2 separate regions of the Mus musculus genome follow, and region 2 is linked to region 1. The links are chromatin loops, found by intact Hi-C in ENCODE. Cell type or tissue: left cerebral cortex. All regions are shown on one strand.

Region 1 (8,000 bases):
GTTATTGGACTGCAGTCTCCAGTTCCTCAGTGACTATTTACCGTGAGCATCTTTTTATGCTTATCTGTTTTTTAAAATACTTGCTCAAATCTTGCTCGTGGACGTCACTTGTTTTCTGAGAATTCTTTAAATATCCCAGAGAACTCCTTCGTCAAGGGGACATATTTAAAGTTCTGGTGAAGTCTCATTTCCCTCTCTGTCTGTCTCTGACTCCCTCTCCTTATATAGACTGCTTTTCATACCACATCTAAGAAAATTTTGCTTTCTCCCAGGGTTTCGAAGAGTTTTCTGTTTTCTTCTAAAAGTTGGGTAGTTTTAGCTTTTACCTTGAAGTTGGTGATTTATTTTAAGGTAGTGTTTATGTGTGAGAGGGAAGTGTGTGCATGTGTGTTTCTTGTATGTGGATGTCTTCTCCAGTTTACTGCTAATAATACACTACCACAGTATAGATAAAGCCTATTCTTTAGTTGTTATTGTTTTTCTTTGTACGTGTGTGTGTGTGTGTGTGTGTTGCATGCGTGCATGCATGTGCTCCGTGGGTCCACATGACTATCCTGACTCATGTCCCCAGGATTGCCAAGCAAGGACTCTTACCCAACTTAACCATTTCTCTATCCCCTGGGTAAACTTATTTTGGCTCCTACTCTGCCCTGTGGTTGAGGGGCTATGTCAGAAGGCATCGTCACATGGCAGGAGATGGGGAGTGTAGGAGAGATGCAGCCAAACAAGCTTCCACAACAGACCCACCCTAGATAACCCATTGGACCACCACTTTTCAGTCACATAAACAGACTCCCCCACGGATGAGAGCAGAGCCTCAGGCACCTCGTAAATGGGCCTGCGGATTGCACTTCTGCATTGTCTGATGAGGATGCAATGTCAACACAGGTTTTTTTGGGGGGGTGGGGTAACAAGCTATGTTCAGCCCATAGCCATTAATATCCACGTTCTCTAACACCATTGTGGAGGGGTGGGTCAAGCTTACTGGTGTGTGAGTTGCATATATTCAATTCTTTTGCAGTGTGGTTCTCTAGATGTATACAAACATGTACAGTCATAGAGCCAGCTTTAATGTCAAGATGCTGATGATAATGTTCCATCAGCCGCCCCCCCCCAGTCTCTTTTGAATTTTTTCCCTATCCTTTCCATACCTGGGAATACTGATGTTTCCTGTGCTTCTATGTCTATGCCTCATGCAGAAGGCTACTACAAATAGAAGAACTCTGAGCCACTGGTGAGAGTGGAAGCATTGCTAAGTGTGGAGCCGTTGCTGAGTATAGAATCTTTGGTGAGTGTAGAACCGTTGCTGGGTGTGGAAGTATTGGTGAGTATTAGAACCCTTGCTGGGTGTAGCCCTCTCCTCCCATTTCTTCCACACTAAGCACTTGAGATCCATCCAAGGTGGTGTATTTAACAGTAACTCATCTGCTTGTTTCTGAGTAATATCCTGTTATGTAAAGATACCATATTTGTTCATCCATTCTCTACTTGAAGGGCATTTGGGCTATTTTTAGTGTCTGGCTTTGCTGACTAAAGCAGCTTGCTATAGATTGAGCTGTCTATAATGCAAAATTTCTATGTTGCACTCTTAATCCTGAGCATCTGAGAATGGAAACCTATACAGAAGTGGGATCTTTCCGGGTATAACTAATTAAGTTAAAATGAGGTCCTAGTGAAAAAAGGAGTCCTTAACAGTATTGTTATTGCATACATGGAGAGAAGAGAGGCCACCAAAAGGCAAGAGCAGGCAAAGACACAACAAGCCCTGTGACCATAGAGGCAGGGGATGAACTCTGCAAGTCCAAGAATGATAGGGCTACCAAAAGCTGAAAGAGACTCCAAAGGATCATTCCCTAGAGAGAGAGAGGAGAGAGAGAGAGAGAGGAGAGAGAGAGAGAGAGAGAGAGAGAGAGAGAGAGAGAGAGAGAGAGAGAGCAAGTGAGCACACCTTTGGATTTGTAGACTTAATCTATGGGGGAATGATTCTGTTTGCAACTGGAGGGATGCAGTGAGACTGGAGGGATGCACTGTGACTGTGTGTTGAAGTTGAGAGTGTGTACCTGAAGTTGGGGGATTTTTCTGGTACAGATGTTGCCCAGACAAGAAGAGTGTTGATCCCAGGATGAAGCTTCACCATAGACAGAGAACCATCGTGCATTTGACCCCAGAGATCTTCCCACAAGTCTATTCAGAGGAGCTGCGAGCTGAGACATATGCACGGGTAACCTACCTTCTTACTCCAGGTCAGAGTATCTGAAAAATGCTGGTAACTCACACGCACAGGAGTGAGTTAGGCAATGCCCCCACAGTCACCGTCCACCTGATTCTTACACCATTGGCAACCTCTGAATTTTTTCTTTTTTTTCCATTTTTTATTAGATATTTAGCTCATTTACATTTCCAATGCTAAACCAAAAGTCCCCCATACCCACCCCCACCCACTCCCCTACCCACCCACTCCCCCTTTTTGGCCCTGGCATTCCCCTGTACTGGGGCATATGAGCAGATTTTACAGGGCAATCAAAGTTCTGTAAAGTCAAAAGTTGCCCATGCATTTATTAGGCTAATGCAATCTGGTTGTTAATTTATTGGGATTCTTATGCAAGCTCTGGAGCTTATTTTTGGCAATAGCTGAAGATTAGAATTGGAAACTTGTTAAAAACCTCAGATCCTTCCAATGAGCTAGCCCCATTTTAAAGTTTAGATCTTTGGTTCTCCAAACTACTTGCTAGGACCAACTCTGTGTTCCACACTGACACAGCTATTCGGCTGCTAACACCATCTCTTAGACACTTAGTTCTGTAGGAAAATAGATGTATTACAGAAATGGTATCAAAATTCCATGAGCTGACATACTAGCTAGAAAGCAGTGGGAACTTTGAAAGTTTATAAGTAGGACTGACAAGAAGAAGGAAGACCAAAGTGTGGATGCTTCAGTCCTTCTTAGAAGGGGGAGCAAAACACCCATGGGAAGAGATATAGAGACAAAGTGTGGAGTAGGGACTGAAGGAAAGGCCATCCGGAGACTGCCTCACCTGGGGATCCATCCACTATACAGTCACCAAACCCAGACACTAGTGTGGATGCTAAAAGGTGCTTGCTGACAGGAGCCTGATATAGCTGTCTTCTGAGAGGCTCTGCCAGTGCCTGACAAATACAGAGGTAGATGCTCACAGCTATCCATTGGATTGAGTACAGGGTCCCCAATGGAGGAGCTAGAGAAAGTACCCAAGGAGCTGAAGGTGTTTGCAGCCCCATAAGAGGAACAACAATATGAACAACAATACCCCCCCCAGAGCTCCCAGGGACTAAACAACCAACCAAAGAGTACACATGGAGGGACCCATGGCTCCAGCTGCTTATGTAGCAGAGGATGGCCTTGTTGGTCATCAATGGGAGGAGATGTCCTTGATCCTGTGAAGGCTTGATTCTCCAGTGTAGGGGAACGCTAGGACCAGGAAGTGGGAGTGGGTGGAAGGGTGGGTTTTCGGAGGGAAACAAGGAAAGGGGATAATATTTGAAATGTAAATAAAGAAAGTATCTAATAAAAAGAGAAAGAAAGAAAGGTGGGGCTGAACCAAGACTTCATAAGTGATGTCATGGAATCATAAGTTCCGGAGGTCTCTGTGTCTAAAACGACAGCACTCAGAAGAATTGTTTCCAGTTCATTTGCTTAGAATTCCCTCTTTTTTCTTAACAGCTGAGAAATATGCCATTATGTAAATAGACCACATTTTATTATGGACATCTTGGCTGCTTCCATTTACTGGCCATTATACATAGAGCAACCATGAATATGAATGAGCAGGTAGCAGACTCGCTGTAGTAGAACATACAGTCCTTGGGTATACACCCAAGAGTGGTATAGCTGGATAATATAGTAGATCTATTTTGAGATCTTTGAGGAACATGCACACTGTTGTTCCATGAGCTGTAGGGACATCTTGCTGTGCTGGTCACTGTTGCGGTTCGTGGGTGTCAGTAACAGCTGTGTAGGATTATTGGCTGTCTGCTTGCCTTAGCAGTTTGCAATATACCTTCCAGGACTCTGAAAGCCAGCCTTCAGATTAGATCCAGCTCAAAGCCTCCAAGTTCTGTGTCTGAGCTGGGCATCATCCACAGTGTCCTTACTGAAACCACATGTCCATGATATTAAATATAAATTTAGAGTTCAAATGTGGGATGTTTAGACAGACATCAGGCATTGTGTTTTCCTGTGAAGAAAGAGGAACTTGTGGAGATATTTTTTCTGGTGTCATAAAATTGTTTCAAGAAATAACTATTCTTAATTTCTCTACTGGGTTCAGTTGGAGATTCATTAAATTCCCAGATTTCTAAAAATTTCTCGTATTTAATGCTGCCCAGAATTTTCCTTGTAGGGACACAAGCACCATCTACTGGCCGTGATGATCAACTGCAGATTAAAATACTGAAGAAAATTTTCAGTCAAGCTTGCATTCCTGTATAGCTATAGAAAAAAAAGAAAAAAAAAGTGAAAGAAATAGGGAGATGCAGGGTATGGTGGCTTATACATTTAATGTCATCACCTGGGAGAAAGAGGTAGGAAGATCTCTGGGAGTTCAAGGGCTACTTTGGCTCCATAGTGAATGTTAAGCTACGTAGTACCGGCTTCATGGAGATACTGTCTAAACAGATAAACAAATCTACAATATTTGCTTTTCCATATTTACACTTGAGTTTCCTTTCTTGCCTTAAATGAAAAAAAAAGAAGGAAAAGAAGGAATTTAAATGCAATGACAAACAAACAAAACAACAACAACAACAACAACAACAAAACTAGGATCTCGAGCCTCAAGTGGCCATTTCTTGTAGCCAGGTAAGACGACCACTGGAAGAATAAGGACAGCAACCCACCCACAAAGCCTTTAACTCAAAATGTGTCCTGTTTACGTGACATGCAGGGACAAAGATGGAGCAGAGACTGAGGGAATGGCCAACAAATAACTGGCCCAACTTGAGACCCATCCCATGGACCAAAACCAGTCCCTGACATGATAAATGATACTGTTATGCTTGCAGATGGGAGGCTAGAATAGCTGTCCTCTGAGAGGCTCCACCCAGAAGCTAATGCAAACAGAAACAGAGACCCATAGCCAAACATTAGGGAGCTGGGGGAGTCTTGTGGAGGAGTTGAGGAAAGGATTGGGGGACTTTACAGGAAGACCAACAGAGTCAACTATGCTGGACCCTTGGGGGCTCCCAGAAACTGAACCACCAACCAAAGAGCAAGCATGGGCTGGACCTGGGCCCCCTCACACATATGTAGCAGATGTGCAGCTCAGTCTTCATGCAGGTCCCCCAACAACTGGAGCCGGGGCTTATCCTGACTTCTGCATGCCTGCGGATCCCATTTCCCTAACTGAGCCACTTTGTCTGGCCTCAGTGGGAGGGGATGTACCTAATTCTGCAGTGATTTGATGAGGCAGGATCGGTTAGTTACAGAGGAGGAGGGCCTCTTCTCCTTCACTGAGAAGGGGCTGTGGGGGGCAGGAGAGGGGGCTGCGATCTGGATGTAAAGTGAATAATTAATGAAAAGAATAATCTCACTTCTCTGTTAAATTAAAAAGCAAACAAACAAACAAAAACTAGCCCTGTGGATGCGAGGGAGGACCAGGTGACTCTCCTACTGAGCTGCTTTCCAGGACCAGATGCACTGATGGTTTGTCTTTGTTACATTGTTTCTTTTAACATAGCTTCAAACATCAGCAGCTACTTTGGCTAACAACAGATTCATAAAAAGCACCAGGCACTTAGTCCTCTCATTCCTCCCCCCTCCCTGTGAGCCAATCCCATTAGTGGTAAACCTTTGTTCATTTGGACATGTTTTTAGATAGATGCGGCTCACTGGAAGTTTAGTCATGCTAAATTGATAGAAAATTGGAAAAAAAAACAATTGCAGCAGGAAGAGCCAGCCATATGCCACAATTTTTCATTTGTATGAAATGTCTCAATTGATAAATCCAAACTACCCATGACAGTGTTCCAAGATCCAAAATGCATAATGATTGATGTTAGTGTCTGAATAAAAACCCAGCGCTCAACCTCGTGCTGGATATGGCTTGTGTCCATCTTCACAGGCTCTCTGGGGAATGAGTCACTTGTCACAATGAACCTTTCATAGCTCTCCGTCAGTAGTCAAATTTCAACCATTTTCTATCTTTTTTTCAAAATAATTTATTATCAGTTTTTATCTTATAAGCACCGGTGTTTTGCCTGCATGTGTGTCCATGTGAGGGTGCAGATCTCCCCTGCACAAGAATTGCAGACAGTTCTGAACTGCCTGTGGTGATGGGGATTGAACCCAGGTCCTTTGGAAGAGCAGTCAGTGATGCTGAGCCATCTCTCCAGCCCAAATGATCTCTTTTTATTTAAAAAAAAATACTATTGGCTAGGTACTGACTTCAGACTGATAAGGGTTATATGGTTATACTTCCAGTAATTTATTCTCAGAGTTTGTCCACTTGTATCCCTGAGCAAGTGGGAGTTCGCAATATTCTCCTTCCTTAGTTCTCATGATAGCTGCTCACTTAAACTTAAGTCGTCCTCTCGCAACCTTCTCTGAGCCTTTGGCTTTGCAAAGCACAGTGGGACTGTGGTAGCCATGGTGCAATCTGTGAGCTATCCTTTCCAGGGCTATTTTTAAAGCCCCGGTTGCCTCTCTAAACTCATTTATGCAACAAACATCTAGTATGGTTGACCCTCCCTTTCCACAGTTCAGCCAAATATGGATTACAGAGCCTGCTCACTACATTTAATATTCCTTTTTTTATTGGATACTTTATTTACATTTCAAATATTATCCCCTTTCCTGGTTTCCCTCCCTCCTGGAAACACCCTACCACATCCTCCCTCCCCCTGCTTCTATGAGGGTGTTCCTTCACCCACCCACCCACTCCCACCTCCCCTCCCTTGATTCCCCTAAGCTGGGGCATCTATCGAGCCTTCATGGGACCACGCACCTCTCCTTCCATTGATGTATGACAAGGCCATCCTCTGCTACACATGCAACTGGAGCCATGTGTACTCCTTTGTTGATGGGAGTTCTGGGGTATGTGGTTGGTTGATAATGTTGTTATTTCTATGGGGTTGCAAACCCCTTCAACTCTTTCAGTCCCTTCTCTAACTCCTCTATTAAGAACCCCGTGCTCAGTCCAATGGTTGGCTGCTAACATCTGTCTCTATATTTGTAAGGCTCTGGCAGGGCCTCTCAGGAGACAGCCATATCAGGCTCCTTTCAGAATGCACTTCTTGACATCCACAATAGAGTCTGGGTTTGGCAACTCTATGTGGGATGAATCCCCAGGTGGGACGGTCTCCGAGTGGCCTTTCCTTCAGTCTCTGCTCCACACTTTATCTCCATATTTGCTCCTGTATTTTGTTCTCCTTCTAAGGAGGCCTGAAGCATTCACTCTCTGGTCTTCCTTCCTCTTGAGCATCATGTGGTCTGTGAATTGTATTTTGAGTATTTGGAACTAATATTCCTTTATCAGTGAGAACATATCATGTGTGTTCTTTTGCGATTGTGTTACCTCACTCAGGATGATATTTTCTAGTTCCATCCATTTGCCTAAGAATTTCATAAATCCATCATTTTTAATAGCAGAGTAGTACTCCACTGTGTAAATGTAACACATTTTCTGTATCCCTTCCTCGGTTGAGTGAAATCTGGGTTCTTTCCAGCTCCTGGCTATTATAAATATGGCTGTTATGAACATAGTGGAGCATGTGTCCTTATGACATGTTGGAGCATCTTCTGGGTACGAGCCCAGGAGTAGTATAGCTGGGTTACTTAATATTTCTATCAATTTAAAGACATAGATCATATGGGAAGGTATGTGTAGCTTATATACAAATAAACTCCATTTCATAGGAGATGCTTGAGCCATATTATTTGTGTGTGTGAGCAACAGCCTATTGCTTAGAGAGACATGAAGAACAAAGAGACAAAACACTCAAAGCAACCTCTACTCAGCCTTAAG
Region 2 (8,000 bases), 310 kb before region 1:
TATCTGTGGTACTGTGGATATATGCTGATTCTGCGGCATTCGAGCTGGCTGCTCTAACACTAACCCTCTGCTAACAGCGCCTTTAAGAAGCTTCAGAGCAACACTGAAGACAGTATTATTAACACTGCTCATCCCAAACGATGTTTGCATGTAATTTAGAACATCTGGGCAATATTAGAAGGCTTGACGTAGTTAGCAACAAAGTCAGGAAACAAGACACCCCCACAGCAAGTCTCAAACACACCCAGCCACAGAACAGGTGTCCTTGTTCCTTCCACAGAGGTCTAAGTAATTACCTGAGAACCAATGCAATTTATTTAAAACAAACAAACAAACAAACAAACAAACTGCTTTTAAAGGGTATACTTAACAGCAGAATATTTAAAAACCAAAAGATAATACTGACGCTTGACATACACATATTATAATAATTTCATCACTGGGAGGAAGAAGATCAAGCCTATACTTAAAGTTCAGTTCCTATTGCTTCCTCAGATTCTCTTATTGAAACTTCAGCAGGCAGATCCTGTAGCAGATGCAGTACGTGTCAGACTTCGTGCTTACTCAACAATTAGGAAGATGCGGTCAAAGTGCTTAAGTACCAACTCGTACCTGGATTTGAAAACAATGAAACAGGATGCTGCTTCTGGTACCCACACCAGCCCCGTTGAACAGATGATAGGCCACCACCGTAGCCTCTGCCTTGAGCCGTGTCGTTTAATCCCAGCTCCTCTTTTTCTCTGCAATGATGCACCAGTTACCATGGTCATTGCCGGAGCTCAGAACCTGTAGCTCAGACACACTCTCCTGCAGCAGGCTGGAGAGCTCACCTTCCCGAAATACATGGTAGTAACGCATGAAGGCTTTGGAATCGGTGGCATCCCGTTGTGCTTCCAAAAAGCTTGAGTCTTCTGAGTTGGAGTCGTTGGAGTCGAATGCAGAAACCCTCCTTAATATTTTTCTGGCAGAAGGATCACTGCTGTTACTAGCAGCCACACTGTCCCCGGTATCAGTGATGTCCAGAAAATTGCCCCCCTCCTTCCTCCTGCTCCCTCCTCCCTTGTGTCCACTGAAGTTGTCTGATGTGCCAGGTGTTCTCAGCCAGCCCAAGTGTCTTTGAGAAGATGTGTCTACGAACACCTCATCTAAGTTTGGTCCTTTTGTTGAAAATGGCTCCGGAGCGTGCAAGTCTAAGCTGGGGTGTCTGGAAGGCTGTTGGGACACGGTGCTATTGGCCCAAGCCTCTGGGATTTTCATGGGCCTGACTCTTTCAATTTGCTTCCTCAGGGTTGATTCATCCAAAGACCTGGAGAAAAACCAGGAACGAAAGGATTTCCCAAAATTGCTATACAATCCGTTCTCTCGCTCGCCTTCCTTTGAAATAGCTTCGCAGCAGGTTCTGGCCACCGCAGACCCATAGTCCATGCTGTGGGACCGTTTGGAATCACATCTGCCCTTAAAACACACTGCGCAGCCGCACACGGAACCGGGGCCCTGGAAGCCTCGGCTCCTGGGATGCTCACAGTGATGACCCCATGACTGGTGGGATTCTGACAGCAGCCGGGAACAGAGTGCCCTGTTCCACGGCACAAGTACATCCTGTTTCTCAAAGCGTCGGTTCTTCTGTTCCATTGCCCAGACATAAATCATCAACTGGCCTCCGGGAGCTAAAACCCTGGCCATTTCCTTTATTGCTCTAATTCTTCTTTCTTTTGTAGAAAAATGATGTATGACTAAAAAAGAAAAAATATAGATGTCGTTGTGCATATATCATATACATGAACACATATACACTGGTCATGAGATCCTGGCCTACAGAGAACCTTATCACAATAAACTGGAAAAACAATATGGGTCTGGCTTTCAGAGACAGTTTTTGACTTGAACAAATTCTGAAGATTTTAAGTTCCCTCATGTCTAATAAAAAACAAAACAAAACAACAACAACAAAAAACCCTTAGAGATAATGAGCAAGTTCTCTTCAGCCTCAAAGCCTATGGGATTTGAAAATTGGCTATCACAAGGATAACCAATGTGAATGACTGAAATCTGAAAGGGACATGTAGTGCGGCCGTGTTCTCTGTTGGAGTCTAGGGACTAACTCATTGTTTTACTGAATAATTTGTTTCTATAGAAGCCATGGGTGAATACCATGAATCAGTGTTAGTAATATTAATAAAACAACATACAGAGAAAGTTTAAATATTATGTATTTTTTAGTTAGATGATGCAAAGAGAAGCCAGCTAAACACAAGGTCAAAAGCCCTTCCTAATGATAATACAATAATCGTGTGTGCTTAAAAAAATGTATTAGTTATCATTTCACTTTTAATCCCTGAAAAGTCAGAGGGAGATTCGAGTATTTCCTGAATAGAATCCATCTTTCCCCTACGTGTATGTGTGCTATTACGGGTACATTTTATTAGTAGTACTGATTATGTCACACTAGGTAATTAAGGAACTCAGGGGACTGCGCATGATAACAGACACTCTACCTCTGACTGTACCCCCAGTTTTATTGGGTGTATTCTCACCAAACAAATATATAGAAAAGTCCTCATCTATTAGGTACTGGAGGTGTTTAATCACAGCACTGTGCCAAGAGGAAGCTCTGTTTCCAAACAGGAACCTCTACATAGATCAGGGAGGAGTCTGGTTCCAAGCAAAACTGAGCAACTCCAGCGCTGATGTGGGCAGCAGCGCTGGCAGAGAGCAGCTGAACCTGTCCTCTTGACGCTCACATCATTTAGCCGTTAGTGAGGATTTTAAACTAGTGAGCTCTGAGGTTTACCTGCCACAGGTATGCATCAAATAACTAAAGAGAAGTCTGGCCCATATAAAAAGCCTGATCTCTATATAAAAAGTTTTCGGAGGGAGGTCACTCAAGAATACAATTGGCATTATTTTCGATCTATCATATCTATCGTCTGTTTTATTTGTGTGTGGGCTGGTGTTTCACCTGCATAAGTGTATGTACACACCACATTTGTGCAGTGGCCAGAAGAGGGTATTGAACCCCTTGGAGCCAGAGGTACAGACAGTTGTGAGCTGCTGTGCAGTGTCCACAAGGCTCTACAGAACGCAGCTTCTGTGGATCGTGATAAGTCACTGCATTAACCTGGTAAAGCCCAAAGAAGGGACGAGGGAAACACATTAAAACAGGTCTGTTTACATGCTATAAATAACTCTTTGTAATAGACTAATAGGTCTTCAATGTTCCAGGACCCTACTGGGTTTCAAAGGGTGTTGTATAGAAAACAAAGTCTTCATTTATTGATAAGTACAAAATAATTCATTTTTAATCATAGTTTTATGCAGAAAAGTGACTCTTGTGTTTTAAATGTGTATGTAACAGGCAGTAGGTAACAAACTTTTAAAGCAAGTGTTTTTAAAATTTTATTTATGCTTATGTAGCTGTGTGAGCAAACGGTGCATGTATACAGATGCCTACGGAGGCTAAAGAGGGTATTGGATCCTCTGGGACTGCACTAGGCAGCTGTGACCCACCCAACCTGGGTTGTGGAACTGAACCCGGGTCCTCCGCAAGAGTAGTGGGTGATCTTAACAGTTGAGCCATCCCTCCAGCTCCAAGTCAAATGTTTTGGAGGAAAAAGAAGCTTATAGAGGAAGATTTCCTCACACATGTCAAATGTGTTACACACACACACACACACACACACACACACACGTTATATATACACACACATATACAAGTTCTGGTAGGACGCACCATGAACATCACTAGAGTGAAATCTATCCGAAATGTCACTGCTGAGAAACTATGTTGAAAATTTTAAGAAGTAAAAGAACATTTTTGTTGGTGAATCATAGTCACAACTCAAATGCAAAAATAGTATTCCATATTTGCAGTCCATATATACATTGCATATATGTACTTAGAGCAATTTTCCGGTGGAAAGGCTAAAAAGATGACTTGGATCCAATTTTTGGATTACAGAACCAAATGGTGACAGCAGGTTTCCTTTAACACCCTGTCAAGTCATTCACTTTATGACTTACTGTTCTTCAACTTTCTAAGTGCGTAGGTCTTACTGAGCACTCAGAACTTCCAGGTTTGGCAGAAAGCAGGCTTTAAAACACTGCTTTCACTGGTGTTTGGGGCCTGAGGATTCCTGTTGTTGGGGAGCCTCCTGTCAATGACGATAGCACATATATACCTGTCCCCTGGCGACTTCCCCTAAACGTCACCGGGTACTGCCGGATGTTCCCTGTAGGTTGGGTGTTGGAGAGCCTGGCGTGAGGTAAGAGGTTGATTCAACCAGTTTACACTGCTACATGATTTTAGACAGTTTGCCAATTGCTCTAAGGGCAAAAAGTGTTCCTTCTCGGAATCTGCCAGGGAAGCCCAGTGTGCCTATAGCTGAGTACGGCAGTTGTCTCTCTTTTACTAAAAGACTCCAAAACGTAAGAAAATAAAGAAGTGGGGGAAAGATATGTCCTCATGTCAGGACAAGCCAGAAATGCCAAAATATGAAATTCAAAAATAGGGAATAAATACATATGAATGTAAGAGTGAGTTTTGAAACTTCTCATATTATTCTAAATGTGAAAATGACCTTATCATGTTACCTCATAGCTATAATTCCTAATAGCATATTTGGGAACTTAAAGGGACACTTTTGTTAGGCTAATTTATTTTGAGTCAACACCTCTTTGTGTACTCCAGGTTGACCTTAAACTTATGATTCTCCTGCCTCAGCCTGCACAGGGCTGGGGTTATAGCTATGTGCCACCATGTCTCTCAAGTCCTTTTCAATTGAAAGAAAGTAATGGGGTGTATTAGTGCATTTCTGCTACTGTAACAGAATGCCAAAGACTAGGTAAACGATAAACGATAGAAACATGAAACAATAAACTTTAAACAATAGAAACCTATTCGGGTCGTGTTTCCAGTTGAGCATAATTCTTCAAAACAGCGGGTCAGCATAGGTGAGGACCTTCAGGCTGCCTCCTGATATAGCTTAGGGCACAAATGATAAAGAGCACTGAGTGAGGCATGGGGAGTTGAGGGGGACACTCTGCCAAGCTCACTGTTACACAGATATTTCCTCTGAATTGAAAACTTCAAGGAAGGTGCAGTGTGAGACCCTGGAAAACTAGAAGTTCACAAAATTTACAAGACTTATAAGCCGCTCACTGAGACTATACAAAGAGTAAGCAGTTGCTGGGGGAGAGGAGACTCTTTAGCGAAGCTGCCTACACATTGTGACACTTATCCATGAGTTATACATTGTGACACTTATCCATGAGTTATACATTGTGACACTTATCCATGAGTTATAAGCTATGTTTGGTGGGAATTTTTCAGTGGCAAGTTGCCTTTGAGACATGAAAGTAATAAGTAAGTCTTCCCATGTTCCTATCAGAAACCTGACTGTACTAGATGCCCTATCTGGGGTTCACCTCTCCTTGGAAAAAGTTGTGCCAATCTCTCTCCAACTCTCTTGTTTAGGGACTTTCCTTGTGATAATGAACTCACTTCTATAACAGGCTTCATACATTCAGAAGAGCTGTGACACATTCTAACATAAGCTTTGGAACAGACACAAATGAGAGTGTAGCATCCTCCATTTTCTATAAGGGAAAGGTGGGACCTTTAAGCTGAGAACATAGGAACATGGCACATTTCTGAAAAGCAGATAAGGAGTCAACACTACACACTCTGTCACAGTAGCGGAGTGGTGCTGGGATAGGAGCCTTGTGGACTCCAAAACCAACATAAACAGCTTTGTGCTTATGAGCACAAATACTCTATCTTTCTCCTAAAGTCTCTGTAATTTTTAGTTCTTTAGAAAGGTGATTAAATAAAAATGTTTTCCCACTAAAGATTCAGAGTTCAGCATTGTGTTGCTTAGGTCAAAATGAGCCCTTTAACACATCTGTGTCACTCCAACAAAGACTATGTCCATAGGCAATGGGACCTTTGGGAAATCACTAGGCTCATGTGTGGTCCTGTATGACTGGATTACTGCCATCATATGAAGAGATTGATCTTCAGCCTCTACCTCTGTCAGACAGGGAATCAGCAAAAAGGGATGGAGGCTGTAGGCATCTGCAAGCCCTCTCAAGGAGCTGGCATGCCTGGTTCTTTGAGGGAAGAAATAAAAGTCTATTGTTTAAAACACAGGGGTCTGTGATGCTTAGTTATAGCAGCCTGCATGGACTAAGGCTTACCACAAAAGGCACCTAATAGTCTCAAGTGCAGAGAAGAAAGACAGCATAAGGGAGGTTCCCATGGCAACCATCTTTCACTGTTCCTGACCGTTTCTAAAGTTATGGCATCCAGGCCTGTGTCTTCCCACTATGCAAAGATACAGTTCCCATCTGAGGAGACCTAACAACCTCTTGTCTAGTTCAAGAAAGTATTATATATCTATATCTATCTCTATCTCTATCTCTATCTCTATCTCTATCTCTATCTCTATCTCTATCTCTATCTCTATCTCTATCTCTATCTCTATCTATCTATCTATCTATCTATCTATCTATCTATCTATCTATCTATCTATCTATATAAAATGAATGGTAGTCAACTTCCCTAAGATCACCTTATTTTGATAGTTTGATAAAGTTTGTTATGTCAAAAGGCTAATTAAAAAAATGTGTTCAATCAAGTAATTTGCTTTGCAAAAGATGTTACCACTGAAAAGAACTTATCAGAAGAGTCGTTTGTTTCTAGTTTTTGGACTTCTCAGACAAAGTCTTTCCGTGTAGTCTTGGATGTCCTACAGCTTGCTATGTTGACCAGGCTGGCTTCAACTCACAGAGATCCACTCGTTTCTGTCTCCCAAATGCTGAGTGAGAGTAAAGGTGTGTAGCACCCTGCCTGGCTAGGGGATTACTTTAGTACAGGGTTTCCTAGTAAGTAGTACAGCGTAAAATGAGCTACGTCTCATGCATCTGTGCGTGTTCCAGGCATGGACTTTGCTGATATTCCTGTTGTTTTGTTCACTTTGGCATGGAGTTTCCTGGGGAGGCTTGTGAAATGTGAGAAAAAAAATTCCCTAGATTCATCAACAAATTCTAGAATTAGGAACAGAAAGACATGCTAAGACAATGAAATCTGGGACCAGGTAGGGTCTGCCTTTTCCGGGAACTTGAGTAGCAGTGGATGGCATACTTGTTCGGGGGGATGTTTAATACATTAGTTCTAGAATTTTCTGTTGAAATTCAAGGACACTGCTGTAGTCTGTTTTTGTTAACATGAAACCTGAATAATCCCCTTTGTGTCAGGAGGATCTGACCTGATCTCAATATAGCAAAGTACATTTTCAATGAGTAGGCGCTCCGACACCCTTCTTGCATGTAGCGAAACACATGGGAACAAATCATCAAAAATAACACAATAACAGCCTGAAAGTTGAAAGTTAAAACCGCTTACATATCATAACTGTATTAGGCAGGAGTCAAATAAGTCATGCGACAGAGTGTGTATATTTTAAATTTAGACAAAATGCATTGCATAGACCTCTATACAGAATGGACATTGAGTCATGTGAGTTGTCTGATTGTGGGTTTTTTTTTTTTCATGGCAAAGTATGAAAGCCTGGCTGCCTTACCTCCTATGGAGATGATAGCATCGAAGCCCTGGTCCCTAAAGGGAAGATTAAGGTTGTCACATACCATGACTTCACACCCTCTATTCCGGGCAATCTCTACCAGAGGCCCACAGTAGTCACAGCCCAGAGTATGGACTTGGCTATTCACTTTAAGATACTTTCCAGTTCCACAACCTGTAAGAGAAAAACCAGCGTCACATGCTGTCCTTCCTGGAACGATGCAAGTTAATGTGTGCTGTAATGGATGAACTTTATAGTAAATGACCAAGATGCAACACTTCAGAGAACACTTACGTATTGTTTCATACACAAGAGAGGAAATGTATGGAATATTTATTGAAGCATTGCCCATGGAGCTCAGCACAGTAGCACAACCTAATCTCATGAGCTGGCTCATCCCTGAGAAACAAAAGCTATGAC

Evidence for each region. A loop is a pair of places that touch in the nucleus more often than their neighbours do. Peaks named below come from ENCODE experiments on the same cell type or tissue, not always from the same donor. Only the 100,000 strongest peaks of a DNase experiment are listed, where the experiment ranks them.
Region 2: a loop joins it to region 1, with 4 times the contacts of the local background. A loop is called at or near these places in 5 of 42 quality-filtered maps.

The regions. Positions count from the first base shown.
Region 1 is chr8:36,198,568-36,206,567 of GRCm38, reverse strand. Gm35520 (a long non-coding RNA gene) reads right to left here. Exons shown (of 4, transcript XR_870363.2): 4 at 3,721-4,468. Among named protein-coding and RNA genes, the nearest start is that of Gm39165, 6.1 kb to the left of the region's middle. In left cerebral cortex, a CTCF peak has its summit at 4,389 (motif pointing left); DNase peaks (open chromatin) are centred at 1,404, 3,956, 4,371 and 6,025.
Region 2 is chr8:36,505,306-36,513,305 of GRCm38, reverse strand. Trmt9b (tRNA methyltransferase 9B) reads right to left here. Exons shown (of 5, transcript NM_176952.5): 4 at 7,581-7,754; 5 at 1-1,733. The coding sequence ends at 718. Among named protein-coding and RNA genes, the nearest start is that of Trmt9b, 51 kb to the right of the region's middle. In left cerebral cortex, no CTCF peak of the experiment used is centred here; a DNase peak (open chromatin) is centred at 3,998.